3 separate regions of the Homo sapiens genome follow, and all the other regions are linked to region 1. The links are chromatin loops, found by intact Hi-C in ENCODE. Cell type or tissue: mammary epithelial cell. All regions are shown on one strand.

The links. Hi-C counts contacts between places; a loop is a spot of excess contacts. Peaks named below come from ENCODE experiments on the same cell type or tissue, not always from the same donor. Only the 100,000 strongest peaks of a DNase experiment are listed, where the experiment ranks them.
Region 2: a loop joins it to region 1, with 6 times the contacts of the local background. A loop is called at or near these places in 10 of 110 quality-filtered maps.
Region 3: a loop joins it to region 1, with 8 times the contacts of the local background. A loop is called at or near these places in 6 of 110 quality-filtered maps.

The regions. Positions count from the first base shown.
Region 1 is chr3:40,190,709-40,193,208 of GRCh38, forward strand. All of the region lies in intron 10 of MYRIP (myosin VIIA and Rab interacting protein), which reads left to right. All of the region lies in intron 2 of EIF1B-AS1 (EIF1B antisense RNA 1), which reads right to left. Among named protein-coding and RNA genes, the nearest start is that of EIF1B-AS1, 120 kb to the right of the region's middle. In mammary epithelial cell, a CTCF peak has its summit at 1,350 (motif pointing right); no DNase peak of the experiment used is centred here.
Region 2 is chr3:41,880,308-41,882,807 of GRCh38, forward strand. All of the region lies in intron 17 of ULK4 (unc-51 like kinase 4), which reads right to left. Among named protein-coding and RNA genes, the nearest start is that of ULK4, 81 kb to the right of the region's middle. In mammary epithelial cell, a CTCF peak has its summit at 1,128 (motif pointing left); no DNase peak of the experiment used is centred here.
Region 3 is chr3:40,431,480-40,433,979 of GRCh38, forward strand. All of the region lies in intron 2 of ENTPD3-AS1 (ENTPD3, EIF1B and MYRIP antisense RNA 1), which reads right to left. Among named protein-coding and RNA genes, the nearest start is that of ENTPD3-AS1, 21 kb to the right of the region's middle. In mammary epithelial cell, a CTCF peak has its summit at 1,533 (motif pointing left); no DNase peak of the experiment used is centred here.

The DNA.
Region 1 (2,500 bases):
AGCATCAGCACCACCAGGAAACTCATTAGAAATCTGCCAAATTGGAGATTCTGGGCATGGGACCCAGCCGTGTCTATTTTAACAAGCCCTCCTGGTGATTCTACTGTGCACTCAAGTTTGAGGGCCACTGGCCTTGGGTTTAGGGTGAGGGATCTAGAGTCAGACTGCCTGGGTTCAGATCCAACTGTGTGGCCTTGGGCAAGGCATCTCTCTAGTTCTCAGTTTCCTCATCTGTAAAATGAAGATGATATTAGAACCCACCTCAAAAGGTGTTCATGACAAGTGAAAGAGATGTTTATAAAGAGCTAAGCTCTGTCTGAGATGTGACACTAGGTCTCAGTAAACATTATTTCAATATTCTGTGATTCTTTAGTCTACATCAGACCCCTTCTCTGGATCCTCAGTAGTTCTTCCCACATGGTTTAGTTCAAGAAAAATGTGATTAAAGCCATGAATTTTCTCCCTTTAAAAATGCACTTGTATACACACACATACTCACACATGCACACTCACACATGCACAAACATACTCACAATTTTGCTTTTGCTTACAATTTCAGATAATTCATGGGCTCCCAACCAGACTAACTTTATATTCTCTAAATACACCCTGCTCATTCCCAGCCCTGTGACTTTGATTGTGCTATGCCCTTGCCCTTGCCCCCACCTCTTCTGGTGAAGACCTGCACATCACTGTCAACTCAATACCAAACCTTGTGGAGCCCAGCTGCCATGCCCTATACTCTTAGTTTGGCCAGATAGTGTCCCCTATGGCTGCAGACAACTCACGTAGGTCCAAAGATATGGTCCAAGATTTCACCAGTGTCTTCTACAAGATCTTCTATGAATGCCTCAGCCACATCCCTGGTCCTGAGGCCCCCATGAAGACAATTGAGGACTCAGGTCCTCAAGTCATAGAATTTGGTATCAGTCCTGATTGACCTGCTAACATATTGCCTAGAAAAGGTATTTTATTTAGTCCAAGCTTCGTTTTCTCCTCTGTAAAACAGAAGATCATTAAAAATCTGTCTCATGGGATTGTTATGGTCTTAGAATAAAATTAAAAACTTTGGTTCAAGTGTGAATCATTATTGTCTAGCTCAAGTGGAGACTGTTGTCCAGAAACATGGAATGATTTGCCTCAAAGGATACTCTTGAGGGTTTGTCTGCATGATTCACTTGCAGGTGTAAAATGTCACGTCTCCACCTCAACTAGCTTTCTATTTATTCTGAAATGGCTTGAAATTTGTCTTCTGCTAATCCTTGCAAGGCATTGATAGAGAAGAGGCACTGCCTCTGCCTCCTGGGGAGTGACCTTGAGCTAGTGGCAGTACCCACTCCTCTCCACTAGGTGGGGATGGTGCTGCACTTCCAGAGACATCAAAACCCTGATGGGTTTTTTTTTTTGGTTAATTATTATTATCATTATTTTTAATGCAGAGTCTCACTGTGTTGCCCAGGCTGGTCTCAAGCTCCTGGGCTCAAACGATCCTTCTACTCAACCTCCCAAAGTGCAGGATTACAGGCATGAGCCACTGCAACAGGCCCTCACCTTTCTAATTCTCCCTCTGATTTCATTTACTGCGGCAGTTAGTTTTCTTCATATATATATATATATGTCATATATATATATGTCATATATATATTTATATTTATTTAAGTTATTTACTTTTTAATTATATAAATAAATGAATATAGTATAATGTAAAAAATACTTAAAACATACAGATGCAATTCCCCTTGACCACAACCCTAAATCCCTGTCATCTCCACCAAAATGACTGCAAGTGCATTTGGTGTGAATCCATGCAGATCTTGTGCATTCATACATAAAGTACATTTAGAAATATAGTTCAGTGAATGTGTTTTAGCAAAATTGGCAACATGCTGTCCATATGCTTCCACTGCTTTCTCCTAACAGTAAGTGATAGAGGTGTCACCGAGGTGTCACCATGTTACCCACAACAACAGGTGAGTTCAAAAACAGTCCAATGACCACAACCAAGGAGGATTAAGGAGAGGATTTTGTTACCTGCAACAAGTAAGAAGGACGCTGGGGATAGCTCCTCAAAGCAGCGCCTCCCCAAACAATGGTGAAAACAGGGCTTTTCTTGGGCTGGTTAGCTGAGTCATTGTATATAGAGGTGGAGACAAAATAGCACTGGTGCAGTTGCCCATCATGCTTCTACATAGTAACCTGTATAGAAAATGCAGAATAAGCTCCTCCCTGGGAGGGGCCTGTAGTATGGTAATGAGGAAAGTTCACCAAAGCTCATCTCCAACTCAGGCATCTCTGGGATCCAACCAGTTTTTGTTTTTCCTGGACTGAGCTTTTTCCGGGAACTTTTTGAAACAATAAGAACTGAAGGTGCAACAGTAACAAGTGGGTACTTTTTTTTCACAGTGCACACCCAAAAACCGGAGGACCCAAGGTTACAAGGCACACAGACCTAGGCATTCAACCTGCAAAAGATTACATTGAGATGGTGTATCAAGGGGGG
Region 2 (2,500 bases), 1.7 Mb after region 1:
TTATATTTTTCAGTAAAAAAGATACAGATGTCAATAAATGCTTCTAAATGCATAAAGGAGATCATGACCAGTTATTTTCTGTAGCTGTTGATGACAGAATAAGATGAAAGAGATTTAAATTATATTACAAGGATAGTAAAATAGATTTTTGCTCCATTTTTTCTGTCTCTTTATAACAAATTATACCATCATATTCTTCTGACATTCTTTTAATCATTCATTAAACTCTCCAGCATTAACTGCCTAAAATACACATTACTTTGCTGGCTCGGCACTGTGGGGTACAAAGGTGAGTAACAAAATGAGGTTCTATGCCATTAAAATGCTTATAGGGGCCAGGTGCAGTGTCTCATGCCTGTAATCCCAATACTTTGGGGAAGCCAAGACAAATGGATCACTTGAGGCCAGGAGTTCAAGACCAGCCTGACCAACATGATGAAACCGTGTCTCTACTAAAAATACAAAACTTAGCAGAGCATGGTGGCATGAACCTGTGGTCCAAGCTACTCGTGAAGCTGAGGCTGAGAATCTCTTCAACCCGGGAGGCAGAGGTTACAACGAGCCAAGATCACACCACTGCACTACAGCCTGGGCAACAGAGCGAGACTCTATCGCAAAAAAATAAATAAGTAAGTAAAATAAAATAAGATGCTTATAGGGTCTGCAACCACAATTTTTCCTGTTCACTGAGAGTAAACCTAATAGAGAATTTAGGATTCATCTTACACTTGAAATTTTGTTACTGATTATTGAAAAATTATCTACAAGCACCCAATTGTGAGTTTTACAGAAAACTGGTCTCAAGAGTTATGAACCAAAGATTCACTCCACGGGGTTCCCAGATCCCCTAAAATCATGTGCTAGGTGTTGACTTTATTTTTCTGGAGAGACTATAATGGTTTTCATTCATCTTATTCATCTCAAATGGTAAAAATCACCAGTGGAATGGAGCCACACATCCTGTAGCAGAAACTTCTAAAAAAAAAAAAAAAAAAAAAAAAAACAGGAAAAAGATGAAACATGGTACCATGTACCTGCTCAGCCTCCACAGATCCTGCTTTTGGAAACTGAAACATAAATTCTTAAAACTTGCACAACTTTTTTTCTGGTGCTTGAATGACCTCTAGTGGCTACTTAAATTATCACAGCCAATTGCTCACAGCAGGAATTAGGTTGGTGCAAAAGTAATTACAGTTTTTGCCATTAAAAGTAATGAAATAAAGAACTAAAAAGTGTTGAGAAATAACAAAATTAAGATGGCATCACAAAGGAGCACCTAGCTCAATTTCAAGTTATTATACAAGCTCTCTATTATCCAACCAAATGTAGTTCACAATACAGTGTAATTCAAAATAGTTCACCAGATAGTTCAGTACACGCCATTTTTTTTAATCAAATAAGTATGATTTTCCCTAAATTCTTGCATTTCGAACTAATAAAGCATCAGCAAATACCCATGAAGAGAACAGTACTGGAATAAAAGATACAAGAACCTCGGGAATTAACATCCACCCTTTCCTCTCAGTTGAGGCAGCACCAGGAATACAATGTCAACAAAGTACAACAACTGGAGTAAGAGAAATACTTTGAGAATATAAACTGGCCACAGAACTCAACCTGAGTGAGAACAGGTAACAAATATGGTTCAGGAACTGCTGGGCCAAACTCTCCAAGTGGGAGTACAGCAGCAGCAACAGCAAGTACCAGTAGAATGAGGCCATCACATCACCCAGGGTGACCAACAGGTCCCAGGTTACTTCACATGCCCTCTGCCCAGCCCCTTGACAATTCCTGCAGCAGCAAAACACACCATCTTCCAGGCACTGCCACACGGAGTCCCAAGAATGCTGATACAGTTTTATTTATTTTGAAATATTTGTCAGTATCTATACATACACAAGGCACTGTCTAGGCACTGGAGTGGAGTGTTGAACAAGACAGTTCAAAATCCCGATTCCAATGGAGCTTGTAGTCTAGTGTGGAAAGAGAAATAAATACATAAAATGCCAGGTGGTGATACATGCTGTGAAAAAGATAAAGTAGAACAATGGGGTTTGGAAATTACAGGGTGGTCGTAGTATTCTTTTCTATAAGTTGATCATCTCAATTCAGACTAGCTTTTCTTCAAGCACTCAATAGCCATAGTGGCTGGTGGCTACTATACTGGATAGTTCAACAAATCTGAAACTATCATCCATGCCTTTTTAGTTCATAATCTTTATCCTCTTTCTTTCTGAATCCTAAGAGAATTCATCCAACTGATCTTCAAATTCACTAACTCAGCTTCCTAAAGTATCCATCCTACTTAATACTTATTACTGCAACTACTGAATCATTTAATTCAACAGTCATATTTCACATATTCAGAGGCTCCTTCTTCACAGCTCCTGAGCAACCAATGCCTGCTCTGACGATGCAGGAACATCCTCTAAAATCTTGGCACTTTGTCTTGGACTTTAAGTTCTCTCCCATCTCCTACAGCTACTCCATCTCACTGGAG
Region 3 (2,500 bases), 240 kb after region 1:
AATGTAAATTAATGCAACCACTCTGGAAAATGGAGGTATTGTCTAATAAAGTTGAAGAAATTCCAGTCCAAAGTATATACCTTAGCGATATATAGTCTTAGATATACCAGGATACATGCCTAAGAATGTTTTAAGCAGCAACCAAGATGCCTATCCTACGGAATAAATGAATAAATAAATAGCGATACAGCCATACTAGAAAATACTGTACATCAATGAAAACAAAAGAACTACATAATCAAAAGGTTTTTTGTTTGTTTTTGTTTTGTTTTATTTTTGTTTTGAGATGGAGTCTCGCTCTGTCACCCATGCTGGAGTGCAGTGGCTCAATCCTGGCTCGCTGCAACCTCCACGTCCTGGGTTCAAGCGATTCTCCTGCCTCAGCCTCCTGGGATTACAGGCATCTGCCACCACGCCCAGCTAATTTTTGTATTTTTAGTAGAGACAGGGTTTCACCATGTTGGCCAGGCTGGTCTCAAACTCCTGACCTCGTGATCCCCCTGCCTCGGCCTCCCAAAGTGCTGGGATTACAGGCGTGAGCCATTGCACCTGGCCTAATACAAAATTTAAAAACAGGCAAAACTAAACACAGAAGGTTAAACGCTAAAGAAAAGCAAGGAAATTATTACTTTGAAATTTGGGAGGAGATGGAGGCTGTATCTGGAAAAGGATAAATGGGTGTCTTAGGCTGCTTGAACTGCCATAATAAAATACTATAAATTGAGTGGCTTAAACAACAGAAATTAATCTTCTCACAGTTTTGGAGCCTGGGAATTCCAACATCAAGGCATCAGCTGACTAATTCCTGGTGAGGGCTCAATTCCTGGCTTGCAGATGGTGGCCTTTATGCTGTGTCCACACGGCCTTTCCTCTGAGCTCTCAGGGAGAGAGAGTGAGAGAGAGAGAGAGGGCACTCTGGGATCTCTTCTGACAAGGGCATTAATCCCACCATGAGGGCCACTCCTTCATAACCTTGTCTAACCCTAGTTATCTACCCTCCCAAAGGCTCCATCTCCAAATCCTACACTGGGGGTTAGGGCTTCAACATATAAATTTGGGGGATCACAAATATTCAGTTCATAACAACAGGGCTTCTGGGGTGACAGTGTTATTCTACAACTAGGTAGTGGTTACAGATGTTCCCTTTTTCAACCATTTATACATCATCTGTATGTCCTATACTACAATATAAAGTGACAGATCTGGGTTAACTCAAGAATTTTCTCCTTATTACCTCTATGGTTTTCATCATATCTTTCAGTCTCCTTGAGTCTTGACTTCCTCCATATATAAAACAGGCATAATACCTACCTCATGGGATAGTTAAGAGAAAATACAGCACTTAGCCAGTGCCTGACATGGATGTAGCTAATAAATACAAGTTTTAAAACATATTTATTTCACCCATTTACTTATTCACTCATGATACTTTCACCAAAAGTCTACTGTGCGACAAGCCCTGAGCTAAATGACTAAGGGTGTAATAGAAATGAGACAACTGTCTTTTCTCTCGAAACATGAGACTTGAATGCCCTCTGTTGGAGCTATGGAAAAAATTCTTCCCAGGGTGAGCCTCCCACCCTTTTTTTAAACCTCTCTAAAGGTATTAGAAAAAAAAATCATTAGTTCAAAAATAGTTTTAATAGTATAAAATAAGGAGATAATTGGAAATCTGAACACTGAACATTATCAAGGAATTCCTGTTAATTTTTGTTTAGGTAAAATAATGGAACCGGCCTGGCGCCATGACTCATGCCTGTAATCCCAGTACTTTGAAAGGCTGAGGCAGATGGATTACTTGAGGTCAGGAGTTCGAGACCAGCCTGGCCAACTTGGTGAAACCCCGTCTCTACCAAAAAATACAAAAATTAGCCAGGTGTGGTGGTGCACACCTGTAATCCCAGCTTCTCGGGAGGCTGAGCCAAGACAATCACTTGAACCTAGGTGGTGGAAGTTGTAGTGAGCCGAGATCACGCCACTGCACTCCAGCCTGAGCAGAAGAGCAAGACTCTGTCTCAAAATAAGTAAATAACTAAATGAAATAATGGTATCTTGGATTTTTTTTTCAAGAACCCTTGCTGTTTAGATCAATGGTCCTCAACCTTTTTGGCACCAGAAACCGGTTTCAAGGGAGACAATGTTTCCACGGACAGTGTGGGGCTGGGTGGGGATGCACAGATGGTTTCAGGATGAAACTGTTCCACCTCAGATCATCAGGCATTAGATTCTCATAAGGAGCAAACCTAGATCCCTCACACACGCAGTTCACAATAGGGTTCGCATTGTTGCTGATCTGACAGGAGGCGGAGCTCAGATGGTAATGCTGGTTTGCCCGCTGCTCAACACCTGCTGCGCAGCCCGGTTCCTAAACAGGCCACGGACCAGTACTGGTCTACTGCCTGGCTGAGGGTTGGGGACCTCTGGTTTAGATACTTGCTGAACTGTTTCCAGATGAAATGATACGTCTGGCGTATCAGTCAAAGTTCAACCAGAGAAATAG